Linked DNA regions of Mus musculus: region 1 is linked to region 2. The links are chromatin loops, found by intact Hi-C in ENCODE. Cell type or tissue: left cerebral cortex. All regions are shown on one strand. Each heading gives the region's core, and the rest is flanking DNA. Links, peaks and the distances in the headings are about the cores only. Region 1 has its middle 35 kb from the start of Gm32773. Region 2 has its middle 41 kb from the start of 1700101O22Rik.

Region 1 (10,246 bases), core at 1,235-9,234, 87 kb before region 2:
CTGTTTTAAAGTTAATACAATGATGTCAAGACAGAAGAGATGTCACTTAGTGAGAGAATCTTCCCATAGCATAACACATATCAGTCCATTACTGGAGTTTTGGCTTCTCATATAATGCATACTTCTGATTTTAGCTTGTAATATAGAAATTGACACCATTGTTTGGCCAAGTATTTGATGGTACTTCACTACTATTATCTTTTAATGGTAGATCCATCTTTTCCTAAGAGATACACTATTAGTGAGGGAATAAAAGTTTTACATAGTACATAAACTGACCATGATTTATACAGAGAAATATTTAGGCTAAAAAACTATATTATACTCTTTCCCTAAAAATGATTTTATAGAAGTGCATTAGAAAATATTAGATTTATAGCACATGCATGAATGCCAAAATGTACCCAAAATGTGGCTTCAGCCCTTGACTGATTAAAGTTTTCAGAACTAGAGTTTATATGAAGGCATCAGTGGCAGTTGGCCAAGTCTCCAGATGGTGTAAAGCTAAAATGGATGGAGCCAGTGTCTGATGAGAGAGCCTGGATGGAGGGAGAAATGCTAGGCTGAAACTAACAAGAATAAATTTAAACAGCATAAATGTAAAACTCTATATTTTAGGTGAAAACATCAGAACAAACATAGGGATTATGGGATCATATCTCACTATAATTTATATAAAAATAGCATGTTTTTAATATAATATAAAGGCCTTATACTGTTGGTGTTTGATTCAGTATTCAAATTGTGCTCACATGGCCATTCTCTTTTGGTTTTCAACAGTATACTCAGTACAAGTCAACATCCTAAAATTCTAATTTAGGATATAAGTACTGTAATGATTTCATCAATAGAAAGTAAGTGAGTTGATTTCATACTCCCAGAAAGAAATGCAAAGACTTGCTCAATCCCTCTTTCTTCAATCTTGATTTTGGTGTGGAAGTGAAGGAGAAACATATTTCTTCTCTATTTTTAGAGCACAGAGTTCTCCTTGTTTCTGTACTGCTATCTTTTTTGTCAATAAAATCTGAAAATTTTGAAATGCTTCCTCTAGCAATCATTCATGCTGCAGTATTTTCCATTTATAGTTAGTCTTATAAATGAAATTATAAAAATCTGTTTTATTTTTCTTTCCGATGGGGCTGTCTTCCATTTTTCTTTATGTTAAAATATCATAAATTTTTGTGAGGTTGTATTTCTTTTAATTTCTTTCTTACTTTTCTTCCTATCAAAAGACTAAATCTTCCAAGAGTTTCTGTACAGTTATCGGGGGATGTGTGTGTGTTTGTGTGTGTGTGTGTGTGTGTGTGTGTGTGTGTGTGTGCACGCTTGCATATTTGTATATGTATGTACATGCATATCTGTGCTTGGAATAATTATTGGCTAGATAATCTAAACTTATACATATCTGGAAATACTTTTCTAAAACTCTTCACTTTCTTACATGTAAATTAGCTGGATAAATTCATCTTGCACCACATTTTTGTTTTTGTTTTTGTATTTTCTATAAAATTCTGTAAGTGTTCATCATTATTTTTTAAACAGCTTCTGTTAAAGAGCAATAAATAAACAAACAAACAAACAAACAAACAAACTCCGGAAGATTATTTAAGATTAGTTTTCCTATTCAGAGAATGCATTTCTAACTTTTTATCCTTTGCTTAATGCTTATAAGACATAGCTTATATTTCATTCGTTACCAGTCAAAAGTATAGCTTATATTATGAAATATACGGTATTTTTTTTTCTGGTGAAAAATGGATATTAGTCTGTCTACTGTCTTCCTGCCTTACCTATTGCTATTGACCAGACTTCATGTATGCCACTCTTCTCTGTCCACCTTGTTCATTTATTTTTATCACTCTGAGTTTTCATTCTTTCTGATTTTGCTGCAAGTTCAGAGACTTCACATCAGTTTTCTGCATCCAAGTTTCAATTGTTGCACCATCATAATTCCTTGTGGCCTTTCTGTCTCCATCACCTTGACACTTTTCCTACACATCCTATTGTTTGTTCTTTATCTCCTACTAGAGTTCATGTCCTATGTAAAGCCTAAGCTCCCACCCTCAAGAGAATGCCCAGCCATAGCGTAAAACAGCCTCTCAGAATGTTGAATAGAATAGTTTCAATTGTTCTACTACATTTCCCTTCATTCTTACTGGTTCGCCACCATTTCTTCACCTCTCCTTCTTAAACTAGGCAAGGCCAACCCATAAGGATCCTTTAGGTTTGTACTCAGCACAGCACAGGCTGTTTCCTTTCACCCAGGCAGACTTTTACCTAATCTCAACCAATGGCATTAGCTCAATGCTTGTGGCTGTAGCAAATGCAACACATTAAAATAGTCACTTCCAAGTCAGTTCTAATGTTGTCTCTCGACACTCCCTTGAATTAGCAAGTGCTATTGTTATCTAGCAGTAGATACTTATTAACAAATTCACTTCTTCCCTTTGAGCCACCATGTTCTTTTTCCAAGGCACTGTGATCTCTGATTTGTACTATGCAGTTTCTGAGTTGCTTTTAATGCATCTACCCTTGCCATATCCAAAATGACTCTTCACAAATGCTAGTGAATACATGAGGCCTAGATAAAAATTATTTAAGAGCTTGTTCTTAGAGCAGAACAAGCTTTCAGTTTTCATTGTCTCCATGATTCTACATACCTTGACTCAAATCATCTGGCTCATGAACTTGCTTGCCAGGTTGTTTATTTCTGTTACTTTACTAATTTATTTAACTTTCATCCAATCACAGTCCCCCTTCCTCCCAGTAGCCAACAGCCCCTCCCTTTTTATCTGAGACTGTAGAGTACCTACAACTACCATGTACAAACCTACCCTCACATATCAAGTCTCTGAAAGACTAGGCACATCCTCTCAAACTGGGGCCAGACAAGGTAGCCCACTTAGGGAAAACAGGATCCACAGGTAGGTAGAGTCAGGGACAGCCTCTGCTCCAGTTGTTGGGTGACCCACATGAAGACCCAAGAAGCATATCTACTACATGTGTGTGTGTGGGGGGGGGCTAGGTTTAGACCATGTATGTATGCCCTTTAGTTGTCGGTTCAGTCTCTGGGAGCCCCCAATGGTCCAGGTAGTTGACTCTGTTAGTCTCGTGGAGTCCTATCCCATCCATGCCCCTTAATTCTTCCCCTGACTTTCCCAAAGTGTCCCCATGTTCCATCTAATGTCTGGTTGTGGGACTCTGCATCTGTTTTGGTCAGCTGCAAGGTGGAGCCTCTCAGAGGACAGTTATGCTAGGCTCTAGTCTATAATCATAACAGCATATCATTAATAGTGTCAGGGATTGGTTCTTGCACATGGGATGGGACTCAAGTTGGACCAGTCATTGGTGGGCCATTCTTTTAGTCTCTGCTCCATTGCTCTCTCCACACCTTCTGAAGACAGGACAAATTTGAGGTCAAATGTTTTGTGGGTGGATTGATGTACTTTTCACTCCACTGGGGGTTCTGCCTGCTTGCCCAGTTCTTAAAGAAGCTATTTCTTTGTGCCACAGAATTTTTCCTCCTATTGTTTCTCCTGCCAAGAAGTCTCTGTGTTCCCTAACATAAAAAAACCCTACCTTAATACAAACTGCATTCTGCCCACACAAACATCCTTCAGCCTCTACATCAAAGCTCAGAGAAGAATAGATGATCCCTTTCCTCTCCCTAGAGTGAAGACTTTCTCCTTTCTGCTGTTATTTCACTCTCAATTTCTTCTGTGTATCTAGAAATTCCATGAGGAGGTGATTCGTTCTGTTTTAATCAACATTTGCCAAAGTTATAACTGAGTGTGCACTAGTCTCAGATCTATAATTTAGAAAACAGGCTGAAGTAAAGAATTTAAATTAAATCTTAGATTTTAGGTGTCTCCTCGTACTCTACTAAAAGTGTAGCAGGTGTCTTAAAAAGGACAATTTCCACTTTGTTCTAGGAACCAAGTTCTTTGGCCTTACTTACAATAGTTTGTATCTACAAACTCATTTCCTCTCAGAATGCAGCCCTACTAGGTAACTAGTCCCCCAGTCAATTTTAGATCAAGTTGAACTCATATAGAAGTAATTTCCCTCATATTGGTAAGCTAGCCTCTTCAGTTCACTATATCCTGTGCCAGTATTTTATTTGATTTTTAATAATTAATGTGATTCATATGATTCCTTCTTTCTATGGCTTCTCCAAAACTCACTGGGCACACGTGCACTACTTTCCTTATTCCCATTATATTCAACTGCAGTCTACCCTGGAATAAAGCCAGATTAAAATAAGAAGCTATAAAGCAATAAAAATTGACCTGATTTGGAGACCTTAGTGAGGGATGGTGGTATAGCTCAATGTCAGAGTGCTTTCCTAATACACAGAAGGTCACCAGTTCCTTTCCCAGTCACACACACACACACACACACACACACACACACACACACACACACACCTTACTTAACACTTTCTGTTCTCCTAAAGATGCACTCATGGATGCTTTCCCCACTATTCATGAAGGACAAGAAAGAGAAGTTGCTGTGACTCATCCATTTTTCCTCCAGGCCCCGAAGGAGCAAAAAAAGAAGAGTGGTCCAGGAAGAATTTGAGTCACACTGCAGGCAGACAGTTCTAGAAAGGGACTGAAGCCAGAGTACTCTAGAACTCCTCTCAAAAATATCCAGCAACAATGATACAAAGCAGAGTCAAGAATATGCAACTTATTGCCAAGAACCCATCATGTCTCTTCACCTTCATCTCCTGCTTCTCCTGTCAAACTGTTTTCATCTGTCACCTGCACCTATCAGTAATGAATGTGTACCTCCTGATTAAAACTGAGGTGGCACCTTCTTAGAAATCAGTGCTGCCTTTCAGACTTGAACAGTTCCAGAGAAGCCAAACTCTGAGCCATAGAGATACTCAGAGAACAGTAGTGAGCTGGCAGAGATGAAATATAGCCCCAAGCAATAGGGTGGCCCATGCCCATGCAGCCCCCGTTGTGAACTAGGAGTCCCAGGCACGATTCAAATTGTTCATTCTAATCTGCTCCTTAAGGGGAAAGCCAGCTTGAGATTATGACAAGGCATATACACCTCAGCTCTAATCTGCTCCTTAAGGGGAAAGCCAGCTTGAGATTATGACAAGGCATATACACCTCAGCTCTAATCTGCTCCTTAAGGGGAAAGCCAGCTTGAGATTATGACAAGGCATATACACCTCAGCTCTAATCTGCTCCTTAAGGGGAAAGCCAGCTTGAGATTATGACAAGGCATATACACCTCAGCCATATACACCTCAGCCTAGAACAAAAATTAGCCCTGTTCCTTTCATCTATTTTTTCTCAGTTTTACTAATCTCATGTTACTTTGGGAAGCACAGAAAGATTGTTCTGTCCAAAGAGATGTGAAATATTCCAAATATATTGCACCGGGGGTGTGTGTAGCACAAATCAACTTGCCTTGAGCTTCTCTGATACACAGCCAGTGTTTTAATGTTCCCATTTATACCAGTTGGTAATACATCTTCATAGTGTTGGCTTAATCAGAAATGACAACAGTGGAAGATGCAATAAAGACAGGGCCACATTAATCCACTTTGTATGAAAATGTGGAAAGGTAATCCAATTTTGAATTGCTTGCTCTTAAAAAATATATAAAAGTTTTTAAGATTTCTGCCTCTTAGTTGAGCAAACAGCAGTCAGTCTGAAGGAGCCATATTTCAAGTAACAAGCTCTCCGTAGCTTGAGTTTGTACACAGAAGTAGTGGCCTAGGCTGAGAAATGAAGCCCGGTCCCTGGGGAGTGACCTTGCTGTCTTTCCGTAGCTTCTTAATCAGATCAGCCTTTATGTCTCATGTAGGCATGTTCATCCCTGAGGGCTGCAGAGGAGTCTTCTGCTGCAGATGCTATTGTGTCTACCCAATTGGCTCTGAAGGCCCATTCATATGAGAATGCAGTTCTGACCTGTCCCCAAGAGAGGCTAGTATTCATTTTTCTTCTGAAAATTTCAGACAAGAGAGGTAGACCCAGCTGTAGCTCATGCTTGCATCAGGGAAGTAGAGAGAAGAGGGAAGTCGGGGATGACCATGTCAGTTTGGCTTTTGGCATCAATTGCTCACATCCCAAGCATTGTGTGAACTACTTCTAAGTGATCAACCAGTGTGTGTGTGTGTGTGTGTGTGTTCATGTGTACAAACTATGTCTCCAATGCTCAAAGAAGCATAAGGAAAACACCACATCTTGACTTCATATCCATTGGAACTTGATCTCTATTGGCTCGCTTACATGGCAGTTGTTTTAAATCCCCAAAGCCTCAGTTTCCCTGTCAGTAAAACAAAAAATGGGATATTTAATTCATGGAGGTTGTAAGAAATGTAGACTCCAGCCATTTCATTCCCAGATACTTATGTAAGAGAAAGAAAACAAAATAATAAAAACTACTCAGAAGCCTGTTCATAAATGTCCCCAGCAACATTATTCCTAATAAGTAAAAACTGGAAACAAACATTAATTAATGAACAAACAGAAAATAAACTCCAGTACATCTAGGCAATGAAATACTATTTTGCTTTAGAAGAAACAAGGCACTGATGTTTGGTGCACTGTGGATAAGACTTGCTTAAATTCTTATGCTACTTAAGAAAGCCAGTCATGTGAGACCATATGTTATGTGGATCCTGAAATATATAGAAAACAGGAGGGAAATCTAGAATAAAGAAAACATGATATCAGTTTCCTGCTCTTTATAAAGCTTCTCTTATATAAAAGCAGTCCTTGTCCCATCTGAAGTTGATAGCCTCTTTCTTCTGAACTTACCATAGTTGCTTCTACCATTTTGTTATCTGGCAAAGAGAATGACTACTTTCCTGCACACAGATCCTCAGGACATTTTGTTACTTCTGCTACAAGCAGAGTCAAACCAAGCAAATGATTCACAGAAGGTAAGGTAAACATTTGGGATTATAAAGACATCACCAAACAGTGTGCTCATTCTGGCTTTGATCCTCAGAATCCTTGTGTGGAAATGATCTCTAGAGCCTTTGGAGAACAATGAAGGAATGTGGTGTTGGACTGAATCAAATTTAATGATATGATTTTGTGAAAGAGAATTTGGATTTGGTGTAGTACAGATCAAGTGTTTAAGAGAGATCCTACTAGCTGTTTTTGCAGAATTGAATAAACATGGCCTATATTAAGTGAAGTTCAAATGCTCTCTGGCATTAGAGGAAAATATCCACTGGCTTTGGAAAATTAAAACATTGGAATGGATTTTCTGCATAACAACTCACTTTGTTATTTATCTCCCAAAGAATACATGCTTCACCGAAGTATGAGAGATGTTAACAGACACAGCCCTAGAATTCTAAAATAATTCAGTGGTAGTGACTTCATGTATGCTAGGATAGTTGATCAAAATGGCTACCATTGACTGACTAGGGCTCCTTGAATCTATTTTGGGATTGATGGGATCTAAGATTAGCAAAGCCAAGTGATGCCACTTAGTCAACAAGGTCAAATTAGGATCAGTTGCTGTCACACAAAGTAGAATTAAAGCAATCAGTAGTCACCAAGCAGTATTGATTAGTTGACAGTGGGTAGGTATCTCAACAACTGTAAGATGGACAGGCTATCAAAAATATTTTTGTTCAAAAATATCTCTAGGTCTCAGCAGCAGAATTCTGATTTGACTCATTTGGACAGAGTCATGGCTGGCCAACCAATTTCCAGTTTCGAGCCAATTCACAGATGGCTAATCTCATTAAAATTAAATCAAACAGGCCATTGAGGTTCTTAAGAAGGGATGGTAGCATATTGGTAAAAAAATTTACCCTATCCCTTTACATAGTGTCTCCTAAAAGAACCTCTGTCTTAGCTATTTACCATAGTTGATATCTATTGGGAAGGGGAAAGCAATCCTGCTTGACTAACTTAAAAGTCCCAGAGACTAAGTGTGTCACATCCAATCACCCTTTGGAGCAGAAATGAAGGTGGGGGACAGGAAAATGAATGGGAATTTTCTAGCTTCTGAGTCACTGTATCAAATGGTCACTTTGTGTCTTATTTCTCCTGTTTCAGAACTCGTATGTGAAGTACTAAGCATCTGTCAGAGTCACCACAGTTGCTACTTGTCCTATAGAATGTGTGCTTGTAGGGAAAACCAAATTTAAAACAGTGTAACTCTATACTAACAAAATAGCAAATCACTTGGAAAGCTGCAAAAGACTAAGAGAAGAATCAAGAACTAAAAGATAAAACCTTGGTGCTGTCTTTAGCACTCTCCCTCAAACCACCCTGCTTATGGAAAACACCAATTGATTTTAAAAATGACAGTGGAATATTGAAAATTTAACTATGTACTGACTTAATCCAGGTTAGTTGTTTTATTATTGGAGCAAATTTCACATGTCCCAGTAGTGTGCAAAATTGATATGCTGAATTTGTTTCTGTGTATCTGATAGCAAAGCATCAAAAATAGTTCCCACAGATAGGGCCAAGAATAGGTCTATTCTGCTCACCAAAAACTAACTTCCTGTTTTATATAATAATAAGTTTCTTTAGGTTGAGAGGTTTCCCCTTCCCTCCACAGCCATTCTGCTGATCCATTATATTATTACAAAGAATGCTATACATTATATTATTACAAATAGTGCATAGTATAATGAATGTAACTGAAAGTCTTATCTAGCTTTAGACCACATAGATATTTGAGTTTCTGGTGCCTTAATTTACTAGGTTTCAATCATACTAACAGTTCCTAACTTCAAAGCTTTGGGCCAAATCAAAATTTTAATGTTTTTTTGGTATTTATACATTGAAAAATGAAAACACAGTACTTCCCTCAGAGGAGTTGAGAAAACTAAATGAGATAATGAATGCAAATGCAAAGACTGGTTCAAGATAATTGCTAAGTAAACATTAGTCATTTACCTTGGCAGGTTCATGTGTACAAAAGCAAGGGTATAAATTCTGCAAGGTTGTCAGAGTTTGCTACCTCAGTGAAATGTCTGGGAGGATCCGTTATTGAATATTATCAGAAAACTCCTTCTGAGAGGAAAAGAAAATTGCTTCCTCCTGCCCTTCTTGGCACTAATCATCACAATTCTCTCAGTGTTTGTTCAGACTACAGAGATGTCACTTGAGCATGCTGGTCTATTCCATTTTCCAAGGAACCTCAGAAGTTACAAGAACAAAAGCACACAACAAGGAATGCTCTACACTGGGTCTTGACAACCATGCCAGCTTCCTTGCCACTTAGCCCATGAGACCTAGCAGGTACTCTATAGCTTAAGTGTCTGTGGCAGATAGAAATGCTATCAAGAGTCCTTGTCAGACTTCTCTATGTGAAGCTTAGCACATACTGACCCTAAAAAAAAAAAAAAAAGAGCTTTGCCATCCACTAGTGGTAACTCTTCTTTTAAAAAATCAGTTCGGCTTTGTTACTCAGTCTTAGTAGAAACTGAATATTTAATTACAGACTGCTAAATTCCCAGGCAATCTGAGCAATCATCTTGAAGTGGATGTTTTTGTCTCAAAAAAATCACAAAACTGGGTGTGTTCAATAGTCTCCCAACCACTGGTGACATAATTCAAGTATTAGACTTAAGCAAATTCTTACTACAAGAACACTTACATTTGTCCTGAATGCAGAGTAACATTGCTTCCAACCTGCAATATTAAGTCATTCTTAATCACTGGCATTCAAAAGCATTGCTGTTTACACAAGGTTTTCACTTGAAAACAAAATCAGCTGTAGCAATGGGTCCATCCCTATGAAATCCAGAAACATCAAACTTTTTTTCTGTCACCCTGAAGTAACTGGCTTGAAGGAATCACAAACTGATTTATCTTAACAACTTCACAGACAGTTCAAGCTGTAGAATATCTGCTAGGTCTCATGGGCTAAGTGGCAAGTAAGCTTGCCTAGTTGTCAAGCCCCAGTGTATAGAGCTTCCCTTGTGGGCTTTTGTTCTTGTAACTTCTGAGGTTCCTTGGAAATGGAATAGACCAGCATGCTCAAGTGACATCTCTGTAGTCTGAACAAACACTGAGAGAATTGTGATGATTAGTGCCAAGAAGGGCAGGAGGAAGCAATTTTCTTTTCCTCTCAGAAGGAGTTTTCTGATATTTTTTAAATATCTGGTAAAATATACAGAACAGGAAAGGAAAACTTAAATTTCAACTAGCCAGAAAACTTTCTCCCTGTTGGATAGCTCATATTGTTACAGAAAGCGTTATACGGTGAAAGAGAAGGTATTAATGCTGTTGTCAAGCAGGGA
Region 2 (10,246 bases), core at 790-8,789:
TATCCTTAGTGTAATAAGAGAAAAGATGTTCTCCACTGTTCAATCACACAGTTACAAGAAAGAGCAGCCACAGGATAAGGAATATTTAGAAATAAACACGGAGATATGAAAATAAAAATTCCAAGTGGTAGAAAACTTTCTGCTTTCTGCCTGAAAGTGAAGTGAAGAAGAGAGATGAGAGGAGAAATAAAAACTGTTTAAAATGTCTTATTAATAGTTTAGAAATTAAATATAAAACATGATTCAGAAAATATTAATTAGCAACGATTTCCTGAGCTCTCCAAATGAAAACTGACTTTAGGTGCCCTAAAAATAAAATGAATGAAATACTCCATAAAGTTTAACAGAATATTGCTTCAAAACATTGGGTTGAAACAAAAATCTAAATGCAGCAGGAATTAAAAAAACAGTGAGAGAGATGCTTCAAAGGGTGGGGATTACAAAAACATCATCTCAACAGTGTTTGAGCCCAGAGTACAGAGAAACAAGTATTTTTTCCCCAGAAGTCTGTATTTTTTAAAGTTCACATTTAGATTATCACAAGAGAGATTAGATATCACTGTAACACTTTTGAATGAAGTATATTTTAATAAAGTTTCCTCCATATTAATGAATATTTCCCACCTTAATTTAGACCAGCGGTGCTCAACCTATGGGTCATGGCTGCCTTGGGGGTCAAATAAGCCTTTCCCAGGGCTTGCCTAAGACCACCACAAAACATAGGTATTTACATTACAATTCATAAGAGTAGCAAAATTACAATTACAAAGAAGTAAGAAAACTCATTTTATGATTGGAGTGTCACCACAACATGAAGAACTGTATTAAAGGGTCACAGCATTTGGAAGGTTGCGAACCAGTGGTTTTAAATGTCCCATTTAACCAAACTCTCACATAGAAGGTACAGTGTCTATGGCCGTCGGAGAAGATTCACCTATCTTGCACCTTTCCCCAAGGAGGTAGCAACAAGAGTTTTTACCGAACTGAAGAAGTAAACGGTAAATGAAAAGACATGGAATCTGGATCCTGATACATACAGAAAACCCCACTGTATAATAGGTCTTAAGAACAAATAATCCAAGAGTAAGCAATTCTAATAGATGTAAGAAGAACCAATTTTTTTCTAAAATGAATATGATTAATAACAAAATGTGTTTGTGGATTGGAAAGATGCGCAGCCGTGAAGATCACTTGCTGCTCTAGCCAAGGATCTAGCTTCAGTTGCCAGCACCCACATGGCGGCTCACAACCACCTATAACTCCAGTTCCATGGGATCCAATGACCCCTTCTGGACTCTTTAGTCATCTACATGGTACACAGACATAAATGCAGGCAGAACATCCAAACCTTTAAAAATATATGTCTTTTTTTATGAGCAAATGTTTTAATCAAGCATTGAGGGAAAAGCACGATGGAAAGTATACAGAAAATGTAGTTAACATTGAATCTCTTGGAAGCAGAACCTCAGGGAGGCTACCCCATGCTCTCCTGGTCAACTCTTGCACCTGAATTCCTTGTCTGACTTCTGATCCCAGTGCACGTGAAAAGAACAGCTGCCACGAGAAGGGGCATGGGGTGTGCTCAGGCAGCCTCCGGAGCCTCTCCTCAGTCTCATCTCTCATCGAGCACTATCACCAAAGTGTGTGAATAGCCCATGGCCACCTGTTCAGGAAAGATGCCATCCAGAATCTTCACCTACTGAGCTGCAGCAGAAGGCTTGGGCTTGAGATCCCCATATCCCAATCCCCCGAAAGCTGGGGACTGACCCAGCTGATGGCACTCTCCTTGGCTCTTACAATGATGCTGCTCTACACGGGCAAGGCTCCGGATTCACCAGCTGCAGAGGTCCTGCACTGCTTTTGGGTACATGGTAGACTCTCGAGGGGTATTGGTGGCCACCAACTTCACTAACAGCGAAGGAGCAGGTATAGCCAGCATAGATCTGGTTTGTGCCATGCCCCGGGAAGTTGAACAGCTTCACCAGGCGAGGCACCATCTCATCCTTCTGCTCGGCTTGGCCCAGCCGGCTGTAGCCACCAAAGCCCCAAAGATTCACTTCTGAGAGTCCAGGACCAGTGTGTGGTTAGCGCCACAGGCTACATCTCGAACCACCACATTTGGGACAGGCAAGATCTGCCCGTCCTTGGTCTTCTCTATAAAGATGACCAATCTCTGGGGCACCAGCTCACATTTATAGTCTATCCTCTGCACCTGGGCGATGAACTTCCTATCTGAGATGTGTCCTAGCTGGCCATATTCAGGGCACCAAAAGTCTTTTTATGGATATCTTTTACATAAAAATGCATAGCAATTGAAATTTGGGGATGATTGGGGTAATTCTTGGAACATACATTAAGCATACAAAAAGAAAAAAATTACTAGTTCTCGGGAAATCAGATATTGAATGACAAAGAATGAGTGAGGATGGAATGTATGTCTCTGTGTGTATGTATGTCTGGGTCTCTGTGTGTGTCTGTGCTTGTATCTGTGTGTATCTGTGTGTGTGTGTCTCTTGTGTGTGTATGTCTGTGTTGTGTCTGTGTATATGTTTGTATTTGTCTATGTTTGTGTCTCTGTGCGTTTCTGTGTGTGTGTGTGTGTGTGTGTATGTCTGTTGCTGTCTGTGTCTGTTTGTATGTGTGTCTGTGTTTGTGTCTGCATGTGTCTGTGTTTATATGTGTCTCTGTGTATACATGTGTGTATGTGTGTCTGTGCCTGTATCTGTGTATATGTGTGTCTCTGTGTGTACATGTGTTTGTGTGTGTCTGTGTTTGTGTCTGTCTATGTTTGTGTCTGTGTGTGTATATGTGTGTATGTGTCAGTATGATTTTGTCTGTGTGTATGTGTCTGTATGTGTGTGTGTGTGTGTGCATGTGTGTCTGTGTATGTCTGTATGTGTTTACATCTGTGACTGTGTGTACATGTGTGTATGTGTCTGTGTGTGTAAGTGTCTCTGTGTCTGTCAGTGGAATTGTGTCTGTATGTCTGCATATGTGTCTGTGTGTATGTGTGTGCTTTCTTCTGTCAGTGTGTCTCTGTGTGTGTGATATTGTCACCTGAAGCTTTAAGGATTTTGGTAGAATGGGCAATAATACATATGAGGATCATACACTGCAAACTGAACTAGCTCTCCCCACTAAGTCGATAGACAAGCCTTAAAAGGAAATGCTGAAAAAGCCACTGCAACTGCAGTACTGAGAAACATAAAGGCAGAGACTCCAGAGAGGTAAGACTGTGGCAAAGTTCTCCTGGGCAGCAGTTGGAGCATAGGAAGACATACTTTTCATAATCAGCCTTGCAGAATTTTTTGTATCTTCCTGTGGTATATAAAATTACCAAGGTTTTGCATATTTGTAAAGCTCCATATCACAGCTACATAGTTTCTCCTTAGAGGCCTAAAGGCAGCCCCAGGGACAGAAGGACCTAACTAGAAGATGACAAAGAAGGCAATGCTTTCTCTTGAGCAACTTTGAGGATCCAAACCCCCAGAGGCAGATGAAATACAGCTAGAGGAAATAGAATCAAGGAGACATACTGAAATTCACAGGATCACTTTCTCTACTCTCCCATGATATATCAGGAGCATGGAGCAGCAGACAGCAATGTGTGAAGTTTGTCCACTTCTGGGGAGGCCACTGTTTTCTCTATGCATTATTCTCAAGATTTGCATTCTCATTAGAGCACTTTCTTTAAAAATCAAAACAAAACAAACAAACAAAAAAACCCCAAAACTCATTTCTATAAGCCTTTTTGTGAAAAATTAGCCCAAAATGAACTCTTTGAACTCTTTTTAGGTAAACTATTCCCTACGTTGCACACCTTACCTTCACAAGTAGGTCATTTGAAACATAAATACAAAATCACAAGTCTACCTGTGATAGTTTCAATGAGAATGGCTCCAAACACTCATATGTTTTAATGCTTTGTCCCAGTTGGTGTGACTATTTGAGAAGAATTAGGAGGTAGGGACTTGCTAAAGGAGGTGAGTCTCTGGAGATTTGATTTCAAAAGCCCATATCATTTCAAGTTATTGCTCTCTCTGCCTCATGGTTGCTGTGTCAAGATGTGAGATCTTGACTTTGCTCCAGAACAATACTGAAGCACTGGCTGCCAGACACCCCACTCTCATGGTCATGGACTGAACTAACCTTCTGAAATGGTCATCCCTAATAAACATTGTTCTTTTATAAATTGCCTTTTTCGTAGTGTTTCATCACAACAACAAAAGCAACAAAAAGGAAACTGAGACACACATTTTAAAAAGTTGAATTGTCTGTAATGGCATTAAAGAAGTATAATGGGAAAAAGACATGACTGTGTGAATGGGGATATCTCTCCTCTGCTTCAGTTTCTGGAGAGAGAGAGAGAGAGAGAGAGAAAGAGAGAGAGAGAGACAGAGGGAGGAAGGGGGAGGGAGGGATGAGGGAGGAAGGGGGAAAGGGAGGGAGGGGGAGAGGGAGGGAGGGGGAGCGAGAGGGAGGGAGGGAGGGAGGGGGAGAGGGAGGGAGGGGGAGAGGGAGGGAGGAAGGGAGGGGGAGAGGGAGGGAGGAAGGGAGGGAGGGAGGGAGGGAGGGAGAGAGAGATGCAGAAATGATTTGAGTGCCCTGTGGGAGAATGAGCTCTCCGTGGTGCTGAATGCAATCCTGCTGAAGGAACATCAACCATAGACATTGAAAATTATATGAAAACTGAAAACTTAGAGATGATTTATTCTAATATTCAAAACTACTCTGGTCTCTCAGTGACTCAAGAGATACAAAACATCTTAGATTTCTGATATAGTGATAAGTTAGCTGCTTAAATCTATTTAGTGTCCTACAATTTGGGTTTTGGCTGGGATGGGAGTAAGGCATTTTATCTGTATTCACTGATAATACATAAAACTATTGTTAAGCTCTCCAGCCCAGTTACACCAATAATACTTTGAAATACATCAAACATCATCAACATCTTAACACACCATCATTAATAGACAGCTTGAATTGCTTGGTCTCTACTCTTTTTTATTACAAAGACTATATTACAAATAATAAAAAATAGTTTCTATTCTATACCATATTTCAGTTGTGAGTCCACTCTTTAATGGCCGAGCCATCTCTCCAGCCCTCCATGCTAGTTACTTTATTAATATCTTTCCTATCTCCTTTCTCTCCCTTCTCAAATTTCACATTTTTTCTATAGTCTACTGAATCACTTCTATCTAATCACCATAAATAAGAAATAACAAGTTAGTTATCTAAGGACTTTCCCCTTAGATGTTTGAGCCTTACATATATTTTTTAAATGAGCAGTATCTAGGCAGCAGTCTTATATTAATATAAGTAAAGTGTGTGTCATATCTGCAAGTTTAGATTTTATGGTGGTCACATTGAAAGACATACAAATCCAGATAAAATTAAATTTTAATACTTTATCTTCTTGAATATCAACATATAATCAGTATGTCAGTAATATTACATTTTTTAACTTGTCCATGATAGATTTTTGAAATATGTAAATTTTCTGAATGGTTCATGTGGAAAATGCCTACTTTATTGGGAAATTCAGTTATGAAGTGTGGAGTAAGAACAGAGCTGAGTCTTTTCTTGATGCAGAACAGCTCATTATTGAGAAACACCACCTCTATAGAACAGAGCAGTTTCTCTGGTTGGCTTTAACTGTCAACTTAACACAGGTTATAGTTTTCTGAGAGGAAAACCTCAATTGAGAAATTGCCTTGATGAGACTGGCCTATGAAAATACCTGTGTGGGATGGTCTCAATTGTTGATTGATGGGAATGGACACACACAAATTTGTGGCTCTATAAGGAAGCTAGCTAAATATGATCTAGAGAGTGACCAGATAACAGGCTTCTTTCATGGTTTCTACTTCAGATTTGCTGCTCTCATTTCCCTTAATCATGAACTGTGTCCTGAAAGTGTAAGCCAAGTAAGCTCTTTCTTCCCCAAGTTGCATTTTGGTCAAAATGTTTTATCTCAGCAAGGAAAAGTAATTAGAACAGTAATGCAAAATTTCCCATGACACAAGTGGTTCTGTCCTACCTTATCCTCCAACAAAAAGTTCATCTTTAACTCAAACTCCTTCAACACTTCACAGTTGGAAAAGTTCTTCACAAACACAGGTTCTGAATATGCAGCCTAAAATAAGCTACTTCAAAAGTCAGGGACTTCATATATACTCCAAAGAAACAAGAATAAATCAGCAGGGTGAGTCACAGAGAACAGGGCTAAATTCTCTGTATCCCATTTCGTTTTTGGATTTAACTAGAAGTTATCATGTTGGTGCCTGAGTTCAATCTTATAATTTAGCAAGCAGAGGCAGGTAGATCTCTGTGAATTTGAAGCTGGCCTGAACTACAGCCAGGACAACCAAAGTATATAGTGAGCTAAAAACAACAACAACAACAACAACAAGTTGTCTAACTTTAAGATGTTCCCTGAATCCTGTTCACTACCTTAGAATAGCAACTCAGCTGATGTCTCTCCCACTCAGACCTGCTGTAAGTGCTTTTCCACCAACGCCACTTTTGATATAACTGACAAAATGTAAAGGAGAACTCAGATGGCCTAGATGCTTTAGAATCTCAGGCAGGAAGAAATATGAGGGACATCTCTCTTCAGTCATTATTCTGTTTGTATAAGTCAACAAACCTTATAAGGAAAGACTTTACAGGTATTTTCTAAGCTGCCAAAGACAGTGATAATTTTTATGCACATGCACCTGCATCTGAATATATTTGTCTAAATATATGCTTGCACTTTTATATGCCCTTCTCTATGGTGCTCAGACATGAGTTGAAGCTGTTCATCTTGTACATATTTCACTGGCATTGTAACCATGACATTTTTCTGATTGATGTAATATAATAAAAAGAAGCACAAATATATTTTGACACACAAGTATATGTGTGTATTTGTATATATGTGTGTGTATACATATGTGTGCATATATATATACATGTGTGTGTATACATTTATATACATGTGTGTATGTATACATATGTGTGTATATATGTGGGCATTACATATGTATGCATGTGTATATATGTTTTATATATATATGTATTTGTATATGTTTAGAATATATATAAATATATAGTGATAATTCAGTTTCTAGCATTATTACAAAAATACCAATATAATGTAAATGGCTTTCTGTATAATTTAAACCAATTGGGTTTGTTCTGCTACATGGCACTATGCCATATAATATAAATTTTTACAAAAATCCAGAGAGTTATCTGATTTCACACATAAGGAAATTGAGTCCAGGGAACTGAAGCAGATTTGAATTTGCATCTACTATGTACATATTATGTTACTTTGGGAGTTTAGCCACTGGGCTGAAGTGTTTCTGCACTGTGTTCAGAGACAGAAGCTGCTCACTATTCTGCTGCTTCCAGTGGCCTAGACTAAGACATTTACATTTACTAACTTCAGTCTCTTCTGTTCAGGGGCTTGTCCCATGTCTCATCAGAAAGGAAGGGAACTAGCATTGCTGGGGCTATTTTCCTTCTTAGAAATCTGGGTAGCTTCATCTCAACTGCTGTGTAGATAAAGTGTATAGAACATATGAACAATAGGAAAAAGAAATATTACTTTATGACTTATTCCATGTGAAATGTCAGAGTCACAGTGCTATACTTCTTGAAGCTAATGCTAATAATATTCTTTATGTGAGTTACCTTAAGGTAGGTAATTATATCTCAGGATAAATGTTGCAGCAAGTATTTTTGAACTGTCATTTTTAAGACACCATAAGGATATAATCTAATAATCAATCATTATGCATGTGTATTCTTTAGATATATGAGCACATGTTATTTTGAATGAATTTGCATTGACTTAGGCAATTTTCTGCTATTAAAATAGGGTACACAATCTGGGTAAATTATAAATAATACATATTTATTTGAGTCTTCATCTAGAGGCCAGAGTCTAAGACCATAGTTTCACCATCTATAGGATAAGGCCATTTGTATTGTGTGAAAACATGAGAGTAGAGTAAGGAAACACAGCATGCACAAAACAGTCAAAGGATGAAATAGAATTCATGTGCAAAGAAAATTCATGCTTATAACTAGCCCACACTCTTACAATCATAGCACTCATCAGTTCATAAAGGTGGTGCCTGAAAGTTCTAAGTTTCTTCCTGAAAGTCTTACTTCTTCATTCCATTATAGTGATGAGTAAATTTAAGTGTGAGTTTTAGAAAGGACATCAGACAATAGTGTGTACACACTGCTTTCAAAACAGGGCAGTAAAAGTTTTCAAATGTGGTTTAAGTCTTTCCAGACTCTGCAACAACAAGAGGTTTGCTTTGCCAGATATAAATTTTCTTACAGCATATTCCCCTTATAATCAATGGTACACTTTTAGGCTAATAGAAAATGCTATAGTTAAAGCCCATAATAGCTCTGAAGAACTAGATATTGTATTCAAGAAAAACAACCTGAATGTCCACAAATGTTCTTACAAGCCTTTATTTAATGACTAGTATGAGGAATTTGGATTGTGGTTTTCATACATAATACTGAGTTTGAACATAGGGAGAAAAGTCTAGAATTCAAAACGAGTATTGAAGTAGTTATTTCCACATGTTGCAGAAGAGGTGTACAATGGGATCTGCACTCACTTGCCTTGGATAATAGAAGCATTGGCCAAAGCAATAGCATGAGAAGGAAGATGTGAGAAAAGTCGCATCTTGAGAGCCTCTAGTCTCAGTCTCACACATATTGGCGGGCAGAATGTTTTGCCCTTCGCGGAAAATGGAGCTTTGCCTTTGTATACATGAGTCACGAAATCTGTCTTTTATTCTCATTCTCTCCATCTCATTCTGTTTGTTTCTCTCTGTGTCTGTCTGCCTTTCTTCCTCTATCCCTCTCCTCCTCTCCCTCTTTCTTTCTCTCTCTAGATCGATCAAACACCAAGAGTCACAGACCTTGAACAGTCAGACACTCCACCTCTAAGTTATCTCTGTCGTTCCACTCCCTTCTAGCCTTTAACTTTGTCATGAAATATGTTAGGCATTTAACTGGCCCTGCCACATATACATAGTGAAGCCATGAACAAATCGCTACTAGTAACTGTTCTTTCTTTTGAAGGCTTTAACCAAGGTCAGCAGACACCTTCCTATACATTGTAGCTCTACATTTTTCCCTTAAGCTTTTGTTCACATAAAACCTTTCCCTTATTGGACATATAATTTCTTTTGACCAGTAAAATGCAGCACATATGTAATACACCGTGTCCAAGCTTGGGCTTCCTCAAGTGTCACCCCCTAATGGTTGGATTCCTAGTCTTGGAATCCAGCCATCAGCTATGTGGATGTGAATTCTTGTAGAGAGGCTACAAGGAAGAGACTTGAGAAGCGCTGGCTGACAGCCCAGCTGAGCTTTACCTTCAGCTAGTAAATGCTGCCAGCTATATAATTGAGCCATTGTAGACATTATAGCCTTATTGTATTTTGTGAAGGCTGCACAGCCACCCAAAGTCACATATAGTTCTGAGACTAGTCCTAAATGAGAGATTATAAATGGTCATTCTTGGAGCCATTGAATTTAGGGAGTGGTTCAGAGTATAGTAATACATATATGAAGTACTTCCTATATTAATTCATCTCCTAGCCTCAACATAGACACTGAACATTCTCAGTATTTTGGAAGTTCATGTCCAGATATTGCTTATCCCAAAGATGCAAAGAGAAAGACCACCAACCCAAATCATCATGGCTAAATAATAGGTATAACAAAATAATCAACACAATTATTTGAAACAAAGTCATGGTTGCCATTTTCTGAAACATGCAGTACAGAACTATTTATTGTTAAGATAAATAAGTGGAGCATAGCCGAATCCTTGAGATATAGATTTTATCATAAACAGAAATAAACCTAGTCTGTATTTACTATAAGATGGCTTTTGAACCTAAGATAGAAGCAGGCTGGTTTATCAATATATGGCATATAACAAATTCAGTGGCAATTAACTGTGTACTCACAATCTACCCTATATATCACAGTAGAAAAAGGTTTGTTAAGTCCTTAGTGTTTTCTGGCCACCGGAGGTCATTGTGATTCTTTTTGGGCTGCCACAATACTATGCTACAGAAGAGCAATGTTGTTCTTCCCTGGGCTCTAAAACTATATACACAGAGAGGGGGGAGATGATAGATAGATAGATAGATAGATAGATAGATAGATAGATAGATAGATAGATAGATAGATAGATATCTGCTTTCCAGCT

The links. A loop is a pair of places that touch in the nucleus more often than their neighbours do. Peaks named below come from ENCODE experiments on the same cell type or tissue, not always from the same donor. Only the 100,000 strongest peaks of a DNase experiment are listed, where the experiment ranks them.
Region 1: it touches region 2 in a loop (7-fold over the local background); 2 of 42 quality-filtered maps call a loop at or near these places.

The regions. Positions count from the first base shown.
Region 1 is chr12:7,328,323-7,338,568 of GRCm38, forward strand. No RefSeq gene overlaps it. Among named protein-coding and RNA genes, the nearest start is that of Gm32773, 35 kb to the left of the region's middle. In left cerebral cortex, for the core only: no CTCF peak of the experiment used is centred there; DNase peaks (open chromatin) are centred at 4,607, 4,892 and 5,412; H3K27ac peaks cover 623 bases.
Region 2 is chr12:7,415,853-7,426,098 of GRCm38, forward strand. It overlaps the pseudogene Gm9139. Among named protein-coding and RNA genes, the nearest start is that of 1700101O22Rik, 41 kb to the left of the region's middle. In left cerebral cortex, for the core only: no CTCF peak of the experiment used is centred there; DNase peaks (open chromatin) are centred at 1,775, 3,290, 5,676, 6,210 and 2 more places; H3K27ac peaks cover 2,395 bases.